Linked DNA regions of Homo sapiens: region 1 is linked to region 2. A link is a contact called in ENCODE Hi-C or POLR2A ChIA-PET data. All regions are on one chromosome and are shown on one strand. The core of a region is the stretch at or near the end of the contact, and the rest is flanking DNA. Distances in the headings are between cores, read along the strand shown.

Region 1 (6,191 bases), core at 103-2,602, 600 kb before region 2:
CAGGCCAGACAAATGTCCAATAGGCCTATGAAAAGATACTCAAAGTCACCAATCATTAGGGAAATGCAAATCAAAACCACAGGCCAGGTGCGGTGGCTCACGCCTGTAATTCCAGCACTTTGGGAGGCCGAGGTGGGAGGATCACTTGAGGCCAGGAGTTTGAGACCAGCCTGGGCAACATAGCAAGACTCCATCTCTATAAATAAATGAATAAACAAATAAAAACCACAGTGAGATACTACCTAACACCCATTAGGATGGCTACTATCAAAAAAACAGAAAATAGGTTAGAAGTGGTAGCTCACAACTGTTATCCCAATGCTTTGGGAGGCCAAGGAGAGAGGATCAGTTGGGCCAGGAGTTCAAGACCAGCCTGGGCAACAAAGGAAGACTTCATTTCTAAAAATATTTAAAAATTAGCTGAGCATGGTGGCATGCACCTGTAGTCCCAACTACTTGGGAGGCCGAGGCAAGAGGATCGCTTGATCCCAGGAGGTCAAGGCTGCAGTGAGCTATGATTGCACCATTGCACTCCAGCCTGGGCAACAGAGTGAGACCCTGTCCAAAAAAAAAAAAAAAAAAAAGCAAAACAAAACAAAACCCCATAAATTGAAACCATTGTGGGCTGCTGGTGACAATGTAAAATGGTGCAGCCACTGTGGAAAACAGTATGGAGAGTCCTAAAAAAATTAAACATAGAGGCCAGGCATGGTGGCTCATGCCTGTAATCCCAGCACTTTGAGAGGCCGAGGTGGGTGGACCATTTGAGGTCAGGAGTTTGAGACCAGCCTGGACAACAATACAAAGATTAGCCGGGTGTGGTGGCAGCTGCCTCTAATCCCAGCTACTCGAGAGGCTGAGGCAGGAGAATCGCTTGAACCCGGGAGGTGGAGGTTGCAGTGAGCGGAGATCGCGCCACTGCACTCCAGCCTGGGTGACAGAGCAAGACTCCATCTCAAAAAAAAAAAAAAAATTAAACATAGAATTGTCATATGATCCATCAATTCTACTTCTGCATAGACACCCGAATTGAAAGCAAAGTTCAAAGAGACATCTGTACACCTATGTTCACGGCAGCATTAGCTAAAATAGCCAAAAGTTGAAAGCAACCAGTCTCCATGGATAGATGAATGGATAAACAAAATGTGGTCTATCTATACAGTGGAATATTACTCAGCCTTAAAGAGGAAGGAAATTCTCGTACATATAACATGAATGCACCCTGAGGGCATTATGCTAAGTGAAATAAACCTGCCACAAAAGAACAAATACCGTATGATCACATTTACAGGAAGTAACTAAACTTGTCAAATTCATAGAAACAGAAAGTAGAATTGTGGTTTCCAGGAACTGGAGGGAGGAGGAACGGGGAGTTGTTTTGTGGATACAGTTTTAGTTTTGCAAGATGAAAAAGTTCTGGAGATGAATGATGGTGTCAGTGGCAACTATGAGAATTTATTTTTTCTGGTTTTTGTTTTGTTTTGTTTTGAGACGGGGTCTTACTCTGTTGCCCAGGCCGCAGTGCAGTGGCACAATCTGGGCTCACTGCAACCTCTGCCTCCTGGGTTCAAGTGATTCTCGTGCCTCAGCCTCCCAAGTAGCTGGGATTACAGGTGTGCACAACCATTCCTGGCTAATTTTTGTATTTTTAGTACAGCCAGGGTGTCACCATGTTGGCCAGGCTGGTCTCAAACTCCTGATCTCAGATGATCTGCCCACCTCAGCCTCCCAAAGTGCTGGGATTACACGTGTGAGCCACTGTGCCCAACTGAGAATTTTCTTTTCTTTTTGAGACTGAGTCTCACTCTGTTGCCCAGGCCGGAGTACAGTGGCTCAATCTTGGCTCTCTGCAACCTCTGTCTCCTGGGTTCAAGTGATTCTCTTGTCTCAGCCTCCCAGTAGCTGGGACTACAGGTTCACACCACCGTGCCTGGCCAATTTTTGTATTTTTAGGACAGACGGGGTTTCACCATATTGGTCAGGCTGGTCTTGAACTTCTGACTTCAAGTGATCTGTCCATCTCAGCCTCCCAAAGTGCTGGGATTACAGGCATGAGCCCCCACGCCCGGCCTGACAATTTTCTTAATGTAACTGAACTGTACACTTAAAATGGTTAAGATAGAACATTTCATGTCATGTGTATTTCACCACAAATTTTATCCAGGCTGAAGGACAGGCACGGTGGCTCGCTTTGGCAGGACGAGGCAGGAGGATCGCTTAAGGCCAGGAGTTCAAGACCAGCTAGGGCAACATAGCGAGACCCGCACCCCCATCTCTACAAAAAAAGTTTAAAAATTACCCAGGCCTGATGGCACATGACTCTGGTCCCAGCTACTCGGGAGGCTGAGGCAGGAGGATTGCTTGAGCCCAAGAGGTTGAGGCTGCAGCGAACTATATGGTTGCACCACTGTACTTCGGCGAGATCCTGTCTCAAAAAAAAAATCAAAAAAAAAAAAAAATCCAGTCTCAGAGGAGACTGGGGCAGGATTCCCATCCTGTGGGTCCTGGCAGGTGACCCCCATGTGTCCTCCATAGTAGGGGGTGATCAGGCCCTCCAAGAAGTCAATACCAATTATATCCCAAAGCCTCTTACATGTCTCCACCTGGACCTCCCTGTCTACCTCCAGACATACAGCTGCCCTCTGGACCTCACCCAGGGACACTGCTATGATCACTGAGCGATTCACCAATATTCCAGCTCTTTCTCCCTCCAGGTACAAGGTAGGAAGGCATTGCTCCACCCACTTGTGTGGCCACGTGACTTGCTCTGACCAATGGCATGTGAGCAGGTTTGACTTGTGTCACTTCTGGGCAGAGGCTTTAAGAGCTGCTGCAGAGCATGCTATATGTTCTTTTTCTTCTGCCTTGGCAACGGGCAACATGCCAGATGCTGGCTGAGTGAAAAGTGAAACCTCTGATGTTTTAAGCTCCTGAGATTTGGGGCTTAAAGTAGCTGGGACTACAGGTGTGTGCCACCATGCCTGGCTCATTTTTTTCCCTGGCTTGTTACTGCAGCAGAACTGAACCTGCCTTGAGTCCAGTGTGGCAGCAGAATCTGTAGATGTCACTCATCCAGTCCTGTCTTGTGCATGACGATGGTCTCATATCATTAAGCTGTAGGGCTGGAATGAGAGGCAAGGTGGATGCTTGACTTGGGAACAAAATTTCAGGGGGTGTCAAAGAACTCAAGAACTTTGTCCTGAACTCATAAATATTATTTTATTGTGATATTTTGTAAAAGTCAAGATTAATGCAAAACCATGATGAATAAAATGGTAACATTAAATCTATCTATCTATCTATCTATCTATCTATCTATCTATCTATCTATAGATATGTATATATATACACATAGGTCAGGCGCGGTGGCTCACACCTGTAATCCCAACACTTTGGGAAGCCGATGCAGGTGGATTGCTTGAGACCAGGAGTTCGAGACCAGCCTGGCCAACATGGTGAAACCCCATCTCTGCTAAAAGTACAAAAAATTAGCAGGTCGTGATACTGCACACCTGTAATTCCAGCTACTTGGAAGGCTGACGCACGAGAATCGCTTGAACCCAGGAGGCGGAGGTTGGAGTGAGTAGAGATCATACCACTGCACTGCACTCCAGCCTGGGCAACAGAATGAGACTCCATCTCAAAAAAAAAATATATGTATATATATATACACATATATGAGAGAGACAAGGTCTCACTCTGTCACCCAGGCTGGAGTGCAGTGGCACAATCATAGCTCACTGCAGCATTGACCTCCTGAGCACAAGCAATCCTCCCACCTCAGCCTCCCGAGTAGCTGGGACTACAGGTGTGCACCACCACACCCAGCTAATGCTTGAATTTTTATAGAGATGGGGTCTTGCTATGTTGCCCAGACTGGTCTTGAACTCCTGGGCTCAAGTGATCCCTCTGTCTCAGCCTCCCAAAGTGCTGAGATTATGGGCGTGAGCCACTGCTCCTGGCATACATTGTCCTAGTCTATTGTTAGAAGCAAGTTATTGGGTCCAGCTCACACTCGAGGGATCACACAGAGTGCAGACATCAGGAGGTGGGAATCATGGAGGAGTCTTGGAGCCTGTCTGCCTCACCTCCTCTCCTCTAGTATTCCTAGTTTTTTTTTTTTTTTCGAGATGGAGTTTTGCTCTTGTTGCTTAGACTGGAGTGCAATGGCAGGATCTCGGCTCGCTACAACCTCTGCCTCCCAGGTCCAGGTGATCCTCCTGTCTCAGCCTCCCAAGTAGCTGGGATTACAGGAGCCCCCTGCCACACCTGGCTAATTTTTGTATTTTTAGTAGAGATGGGGTTTCACCATGTTGGTCAGGCTGGTCTTGAACTCATGACCTCAAATGATCTGCCTGTCTGGGCCTCCCAAAGTGCTGGGGTTACAGGCATGAGCCACCAAGCCTGGCCTCTTTGCTGATTTTCATCTGTAACTTTCACTGTAATAAACCATAACTGGGAGTAACACCACTTTTCTGGGATCTATCAATCTCAGCAAATTATTGACCCTGAGGGTGGTCTCAGGGACCCCCGACACAAGCCCCATTTCCCAGCCACCATCTTTTGCAATCTCCATTGCCCTAGTCACCGAATGGCATATTCTTATCCATTTGCTATTTCCTGCCTCTCTCCTCTGGATCAAAGGCTCTGGAAGGTCGAAAACTCATCTGTCTTTCCCATGAAAGGCTGTAGAACAAAATGGTCAGGGGTCAAGTCCTGGCCCTGTCACTTTTTCATTGTTGCTGAGTCAAGGTCTCAGCCAGGGTGGAGTGCAGCAGTGCAGTCATAGCTTACTGCAGCCTTGAACTCCCGGGCTCAAGCAATCCTCCCACCTCAGCCTCCCTTGTGGCTGGGACTACAGTCACATGCCACCACAGCCAGCTATTTTTTTTCTTTTAAGACAGGGTGTCGCTCTGTCACCCAGGCTGGAGTGCAGTGGCATGATCTCGGCTCACTGCAACGTCTGCCTCCCAGGTTCAACTGATTCTCCTGCCTCAGCCTCCCGAGTAGCTGGAATTACAGGCATGCGCCACCACGCCTGGCTAATTTTTTTTTGTATTTTTAGTAGAGACGGGGTTTCACCATGTTGGCCAGGCTGGTCTTGAACTTCTGACCTCAGGTGATCCGCCTGCCTCGGCCTCCCAAAGTGCTGGGATTACAGGCTTGAGCCACCAAGCCCGGCCCCACACCCAGCTAATTTTTATTTTTTGAGACGGAGTCTTGCTTTGTTGCCCAGGCTGGAGTGCAGTGGCACGATCTCAGCTCACTGCAATCTCCACCTCCCAAGTTCAAGCGATTCTCCTGCCTCAGCCTCCGCAGTAGCTGGGATTACAGGCATCCGCCACTACGCCAGCTAATTTTTTTGTATTTTTAGTAGAGACGAGGTTTCATCTTGTTGGCCAGGCTGGTCTTGAACTCCTGACCTCAAGTGATCCGTCAGTCTCAGCCTCCCAGAATGCCTGAAGGTTAGCTTTTAAGTGTTGGTTACTTTATCTCCTCAGTAGCTAGATCAGGGTCCAGGTGGTCAGGATTCAGTCAAAAGCAAGTGATTAAGGAGACTCCTCTGGGGACTTTGCGATGGAGAGGCAGGAGGGGCCACGAGCGGGGGTGGGGAAGAGAAGAGGGCACAGAGGCCAGCGGATGAGAGAGACACCAGGGAGCCTGGGATGCCTGCCCGAGGCTCTGGCCACGCCCATGCCCTGCCTGTCCCGCTAAGGTGAGCTGGTCCTTCTGTGATCACCCGGGGAGGAGGCCTACAGGAGCTGCAGAGCTGAGTAGAGAGGGAAGGCGCGGGGGAGGCCAAGTCCCACGGGTCTGGGCTTCTAGGAGGAAACGTGTGGGAGGTTGGGACGGGAGGCGTGGGGGCGGGGGACAGGCAGGGCAGCTGGAGCCGGGGCTGTAGTCGGGCGCCGGCCAAGCCCCAAAGAAAGCCTGTGTTGGGCAGCGTCCGGTCTGGCCTGGCCTGGGAGGATGCCTGCTTGCTGCTGGGGGGCCCTGGAGATGCCGACGTAGCTCTGTACCCCCGGGAGGAATGTGACCCCCTCCCCACCCCCAGCCTCCAAATTTTTCCACATAAGGCTTCAGGGGTGCTCATGCCGCATGAGTTCAGGACAAAGGAATCAAAAGCACATGGACTGGATTCCCTAGGGAGGAGAAATTCTGGAAATAAGACGAAGAGGAGGACAAAGGGG
Region 2 (7,014 bases), core at 4,231-6,730:
TAGCGAGACCCTATCTCTATGAAAATAAACAAATAAAAATAAGTGTAGAAATATCTTGCTTTTTCTTTTCTTTTTTTTTTTTGAGACAGAATCTCACTCTGTTGCCCAGGCTGGAGTGCAATGGTGTAATCTCAGCTCACCACAACCTCCGCCTCTCAGGTTCAAGTGATTCTCCTCCCTCAGCCTCCTGAGTAGTTGGGACTACAGGCGGGTGCCACCATGTCCGGCTAATTTTTGTATTTTTAGTAGAGACGGGGTTTCACTATGTTGACCAGGCTGGTCTCGAACTCCTGACCTTGTGATCTGCCCGCCTCGGCCTCCCAAAGTGCTGGGATTACAGGTGTGAGCCACCTCGCCTGGCCGTCTTGGTTTTTCTTTACAAACACGTGGCCAGCCAGATATTCTTATTTCCTCTTAAGAAAACCTAAGTGGAGAATAGCAAGACAGTTACTCAAGATCATTCATATAACCGGTTAGTTGTAAATTCCAACATTGGATCTGACCTCCAGGATGCACCTGTTAGAAGAAGTGGCTTGGGCCAGGCGTGCTGTGGCTCACACCTGTAATCCTAGCGCTTTGGGAGGCAGAGGCAGGCTGATTGCTTGAGGTCAGTAGTTAATAAATAGCCTGGTCCACATGTTGAAACCTCATCTCTACTAAAAATACAAAAATTAGCCAGGCGTGGTGGCACCCACCTATAGTCCCAGCTACTTGGGGGGCTGAGGCAGGAGAACTGCTTGAGCCCGGGAGGTGGAGGTTGCAGGGAGCCCAGATCGTGCCACTGCACTCTAGCCTGAGGGACAGAGCAAGACTCCATCTCAAAAAAAAGAAAAAAGAAAAAGTGGCTTGTAGGAGCTGTGTATGTTCCAGAAGGATGACAAGGACCTGCATATCACCTGCCTCCATGAAGTGCCCAGGAGCTGGGGTGTCCCCTTTCTGAGGGGGCAGCTTACCAGGTGCTGCAATCCGGACCCCATTAACATCGGTCAGCTCCTGGCCCGGTCGCTCTTCAATAATGATCTCCTTGCCGGTCTCCAGACGGAGGTCACATGAAGAGCTGGGGGCAGCCACGTAGAAGGGAATGCCATGGTGCTTGGCGACAATGGCCAGCTGGTAGGTGCCCACCTTGTTGGCTGTGTCGCCGTTGGCAACCACGCGGTCAGCTCCCACGACCACAGCTGGGGAGGGGGCGTATGAGAAGTTGGGGGTCATTACCTGGCCCCATGCTCCAGAGCCCCGCCCCCAGGGCTTACCGTCTGCTTACCTGACACGCCCCTATGGGCCATGGCAGCAGCCACCATGCTGTCGGTGATAAGGGTGGCGGGGATCTGCTCATAGACCAGCTCAAAGGCCGTCAGCCGGGCTCCCTGGTTGTAGGGCCGGGTCTCTGTGCAGAAGGCATGCTCCAGGCGGCCCAGGCTGTGCAGTGAGCGAATCACACCTGCGGGGGCCCCACCCACCAGGAGAAGGCCCCGGGGAGGGGCAAACAGACAGGGTGGTCCATTGGTTAGGGGTGCAGGCTCCTAGTCTGGGCGTGGATTGCCAAAGGCTTACCGAGCACAGTCCCGCCCAGGGGCCCTCGCAGTGGCAGTTCCCTCTGCCTGGTATGCTCTTCCCAATGCTCGCATAGCTCCGTTTCACGTCTGTTTAAAGGACACCTTCTCGGTGAAGCCTTCCCTGATATATCAGTTTTGCATAGCAATCCCCACACTTTCAGTTTCCTGCTCTCTGTCCTTAGCATTTATCACCTTCTAACACCTCATGTGTACAGGCAGCCCCCCTTTTCTATGGGTTCTCCATCCATGGACTCAACCATGTGGATTGAAAATATTTGGGCTGGGCGTGGTGGCTCACGCCTGTAATCCCAGCACTTTGGGAGGCCTAGGCAGATGGATCACGAGGTCAGGAGATCGAGACCATCCTGGCTAACACGGTGAAACCCCATCTCTACTAAAAGTTCAAAAAATTAGCCGGGCGTGGTGGCGGGCACCTGTAGTCCCAGCTACTCGAGAGGCGGAGGCAGGAGAATGGCGTGAACCTGGGAGGCGGAGCTTGCAGTGAGCCGAGACTGCGCCACTGCACTCCAGCCTGGGCAACAGTGCAAGACTCTGTCTCAAAAAAAAAAAAAAAAAAAAAAAAAGGAAAGAAAGAAAATACTTGAAAAGAATCGCTGGAACCCAGGAGGCAGAGGTTGCAAGGAGCCAAGGTCGTGCCATGGCACTCCAGCCTGGGTGACAGAGCAAGACTCTGTCTCCAAAATAAATAAATAAATAAAAAGCAATCCTCCCATCTCAGTCCCCTCCCGAATAGGTGGGACCACAGGTGCATACCACTACACCCAGCTAATTTTAGTATTTTTTGTAGAGATGGGGTTTTGCCATGAAGCCCAGGCTGGTTTTGAACCCCTGAGCTCAAGCGATCCGCCCACCTTGGCCTCCCGAAGTGCTGGCATTACAGGCTTAAAAATAGAGACAGGGTCTTGCTGTGTTGCAAAGGCTGGTCTAGAACTTCTGAGTTCAAGCAATCCTCCCACCCCAGCCTCCTGATTACAGGCCTGCACCGCCACTACACCTAGCCAGTAACAACAATTTACATAGTATTTACATGGGACTAGCTATGATATGCAATCTAGACACGATTTAAAATATAGGGGTGGGCTGGGCACTGTGGCTTACGTCTGTAATCCCAGCACTTTGGGAGGCCGAGGCTGGCGGACCGCCTAAGGTCAGAAGTTCGAGACCAGCCTGGCCAATGTCGTGAAACCCCGTCCCTACTAAAAATATAAAAATTAGCTGGGCGTAGTGGCTCACGCCTATAATCCCAGACACTCAGGAGGCTGAGGCATGAGAATCTCTTGAACCCGGGAAGCAGAGGTTGTAGTAAGCTGAGATCATGCCACTGCACCAGCCTGGGCGACAGAGCAAGACTCTGTCTCAAAAAAAAAAAAAAAAAAAAAAAAAAAAATATATATATATATATATATATATATATATGTGGATGTGCATAGGTCATGCAAATATGATGGCATTTTTATATCAGAGACTTGAGCATCCATGGATTTTGGTATCTGTGGGAGGTCCTGGAACCAGTCCCCCACAGATATTGAAGGATGACTGTACTTATTTTGCCTGTTGACTGTTCCTTCTGCTTCCCTGGGACCCCTGAGAGCAGAGATTTTGTCTGTTTTGTTCACTGCTGCGTCCCCAGCAAATGGCGGTGTCTGAGCCACAGCAGGTGCTTACTAAATGCTGGGTGAGTGAATGAATCAAAGGCAGAGGTCTTTCCATTAAGGCCTCAGTTCCCAGGGATGAAGGTGGGACTCAGGCAGGTAGGGAAATTTCCTGGTGAATTTAGGGTCAAGTGGAATCTGCTGCCTTGGCCCCCTACAGCCCACTCCCCCTGTCTCCTGGTCACAGCTACCTAATCTTTCTCTGCTCACTCCCTTCTCCCCAGTTCCTCCTGGAGTCCACGTCCTGCCCTGGCTCTAGGCATATGGCTCAGGCGGGGCCCATCGAATGACTGCTCTGGGATGGGCAGGTGCCCTAGTGGACCCCCTGAGATACAAGGAGACTTTTCTAGTATAGGAGGCTCTTTTCCTCATGATTTGGACCCTAACAGCCGCCTGCCAGCCCATGGAACCTGAAGATGAAGGAGGGCAGAGCTGAAGCACAGAGATAGATAGGTCCTGATGCTACTGGTTGAGCCCCTTGATCTTGCCATACCTGAAGCCAACTGTATAAGTGTTTCCGTACTAGAACTAGTACCTTCCCATTTTTTTTGTGGATAAAGTGGTTTGGGTTTGGGATTCTTTCTCTTGTATCTAAAAAAGTTCCTAGAAGGCCCTCCCCTACCCCCTGAGGAGGCCCTCTCACCTAGGGCTGTACCATAGCCAGCGGTGGCCAGAGCACCAGTGTTACAGTGGGTCAGCACAGTCACCTTGCCACCGCTGGGGGCCACCCGCTCCAGGAGGTGGCGGGCTCCTAGGTCCCCAATGCTTCGGTTGTCTCTGAGGTCTTTCTCCAGCATGTCCTCGGTGCAGCAGATCACTCTGGGGTGACAAGGAGTTTTCAGCACCAGCCACCAGGACCCGGGGCCCAGGCCAACGCCTCCTCTCTGCCTAACGCTGCTGTCCTGGAGCCCTCCTGCTCAAAGCCTCTCATTGCTGTGGGGCCTGGACCCTTCGGCCAGGGCCACCGAAGTGTCACTCCGTTCATTCATGCAAAGACATGTTTACCAAGCAGTTCCGGTATGACCCAGCAGTAAACAAGACAAAAATCTCTGCTCCTGTGGAGTTGACACTGGGGTGAGTGAGCCAGCTGATGAAGAGATAATAAAATGAAGGAAAAGCCGGCAGAATCAGGCAACAGAGAGCAGCGGGTGAGCTGGATCATATAGAATGGTGGAGGAGGGCGCTATGGATACCTGGCCCGCACCAATGGCACGTGCAAAGGCTGTAAGGCAGGCTCGAGCTTGGTGGGGTAAAGTGACATTGCAGGGAGGGCTGGAGCAGAAAGGAAGTGGGGGGAAAAAGATGGCAGGAAGGGGACCAGGACAGGAAAAAAAGTTCCTCAAAAGCAGAAACCAAGAGAACACGGAGATACTAAAAAGGGCCTCCAAGGGCGGATAAGGGGCTGCGTGTATTCAGGGGAGGCACGATTAAGGAGTTAGGTTTCAGGGCCAGGCTGCCCAGGCTAGACTCTGGGCCCCATCTGTGGGGCCCTGGACAAGGGACTTAAGGTCGCCGTGCCTCAGTCTCCCCATCTGTGGGGCCCTGGACAAGGGACTTAAGGTCGCCGTGCCTCAGTTTCCCCATCTGTATAGTGGGTCACTGTACTTAAAAAGAGTCAATATAATTCCTGCTCAGCGCCGTGCCTGGTACCAGATCCCCGTACCTCTCCCGGACCGCCTCTTCCGTAGCGCCCTCCCGTTCGGCCTCCCGGGCTGCAACATCAGCCAGGTCGCGGGCGGCGCGGGCCATGTTGACAGCGGTGGGCCGGGCGGTGACGAGGAAGCTCAGCTTGTCGCGCACGAAGGCCACGAGCGCGGCGAGTCCCGGTCCCCCGGCGCCCGCCTGCAGCTCCACGGCGAGGCTGAGACAGCCCACCAGGGCTATGGCCGGGGCGCCCCGCACCTGCGGGGCAGGGATTTGGGCGTCGGAAGCTGCAGGCGCGGGCGCACTCCCACCTCCAACCCGGCCGCCCCGCCGCCCCGCCGCCCCGCCGCCCCGCCGCCCCGCCGCCCCGCCGCCCCGCCGCCCCGCCGCCCCGCCGCCCCGCTGCACCTTCATGGCGCGGATGGCCTCCCAGGCCTGGTGCACCGAGCCCACCGCCTCGTAGCGGCTCTGCTTGGGCAGCAGCAGCTGGTCTAGGATCTGCAGGGAGCCCCGCGAGTAGCGGATCGCCTCCAGGGTCATGGTGCAGCAGCCAAGCCCAGCGCAACTCAGAGGGAGCTAGGGGTCCGCGCGCACTTGGGAGCGGGGCGGGGCCGTGGGCGGAGCCTCCCCCGGAAAAAGAGACACGCACATGCGCATCCAACCCGATTCCACGGGTTCCCAGGAGGCGGATTCCACGGGTTCCCAGGAGGCGGATTCCACGGGTTCCCAGGAGGCGGATTCCACGGGTTCCCAGGAGGCGGATTCCACGGGTTCCCAGGAGGCGGATTCCACGGGTTCCCAGGACGCGGATTCCACGGGTTCCCAGGACGCGGATTCCACGTGGCCGAACCCACTCCACGACTCCTGCCAAGCCCGAACGGAGTGAGCCGCCTCCTCGGAACCACAAAAGTGGCAGCATTTATGGGACGCCTAGTGGATACCAGGCCCCGTGTTTAACAACCTGCTGTCTAGAGTTAGGGATGTATCCCCAGTGGCAAGGTAACATCAAGTGTTCAAACCAAAGAATTTGTTAAATGATCTTCCAAGGTTGAGGGGGAGGTAGTGGGGGGTCGTGTGCCCCTTGATGGATGCAAGGCTGTTTCTGGGCCATTTTCTGCTCGGTTTCATTCAAAAGTAACATGCAGGACAGGCGCTGTGGCTCACGCCTGGAATCCCAGCATTTTGGGAGGCCGAGTCGGGCAGATCACTTGAGGTCAGGAGTTCGAGACCAGCCTGGCCAACATGGTGAAACCCAGTCTCTACTAAAAATACAAAAAATTAGCTGGGCGTGGTGGCGCACACCCGTAGTCCCAGCTGCTCGGGAGGCTGAGGCAGAAGAATCACTTGAACCCAGGAGGCAGAGGTTGCAGTGAGCCGAGATCGCGCCACTGCACTCCAGCCTGGGTGACAGAGCAAGACTCGGTCTCAAAAACAAAACAAAAAAACCCCAAAAGTAACATGCACGGGGGGCTTTTCCATGGGCCACCCCTGGGCTGGGTATAATAAAAAGCTCACACCTGTGTGCTCCAGCCCCTGCTGCATCTGGCACACATCCTGGGTACCCCGTGTGCCTTGTCCCTGGCCTTGTGTGTGTGGTTCCTGGCCCCCTTTTCACCCTTCACACTTGGCCCATGCCTCCTCCTCCAGGAAGTCTGTCCTGATTCCTGGCCAACCGGGACCACCACCTTGAGACTCTTGTTACTCTGGAAGGGGACCATGTCTGTGGTCACAGCTATGACCCTATACCAGCATTTGCTGATGAGAGGCCTACCAAGCTTGGTCAAGGTGGGGGGGTGGGGGGGCAGCCCCAGGGTCCATCTAACAACCCAAGACAGGGAAGAAGAGACAGGTCTTTAATGTACGGAGTCTCACAAGGCACAAACACCCTCACCAGGACCAAATAAATAACTCCACGGTTGCAGGAAGGCGCGGTCTGGGGAGGATGCGGCATCTGAGCTCTCCCAGGGCTGGTGGGCGAGCCGGGGGTCTGCAGTCTGTGAGGGGCCTCCTGGGTGTGTCCGGGCCTCTAGAGCGGGTCCAGTCTCCAGGATGGGGATCGCTCACTCACTCTCCGAGTCGGAGTAGTCCGCCACGAGGGAGGAGCCGAGACTGCAGGGGTGCCGCGTGTCGGGGGTGTCAGC

What was found. Hi-C counts contacts between places; a loop is a spot of excess contacts on that map. ChIA-PET counts read pairs that join two places held with the same protein, here RNA polymerase II (POLR2A). Pooled maps may share reads with other maps.
Region 1: a pooled map shows a loop between it and region 2 (2.1-fold over the local background). The contact joins the enhancer-like site here to the promoter of MRI1 in region 2. A Hi-C loop is called at or near these places in 1 of 50 pooled maps. POLR2A ChIA-PET finds 5 or more read pairs at or near these places in 3 of 52 experiments (HepG2, K562 and WTC11).

Annotation. Positions count from the first base shown.
Region 1 is chr19:14,363,397-14,369,587 of GRCh38, reverse strand. LINC01841 (long intergenic non-protein coding RNA 1841) reads left to right here and starts at 5,598. Exons shown (of 4, transcript NR_134908.1): 1 at 5,598-5,716. RefSeq lists a silencer at 2,725-2,814 and an enhancer at 2,677-2,971. Within about 2 kb of position 1,352, at least 16 of the 41 ENCODE cell types and tissues checked have a DNase peak (open chromatin) inside an H3K27ac peak, as active enhancers do.
Region 2 is chr19:13,762,988-13,770,001 of GRCh38, reverse strand. It overlaps MRI1 (methylthioribose-1-phosphate isomerase 1), which reads right to left and starts at 5,480. Exons shown (of 6, transcript NM_001031727.4): 1 at 5,282-5,480; 2 at 4,893-5,131; 3 at 3,873-4,048; 4 at 1,265-1,441; 5 at 954-1,178. The coding sequence starts at 5,413. YJU2B (YJU2 splicing factor homolog B) reads right to left here. Exons shown (of 10, transcript NM_030818.4): 10 at 6,713-7,014. The coding sequence ends at 6,934. RefSeq lists enhancers at 3,654-4,283, 6,753-7,014 and a silencer at 5,061-5,110.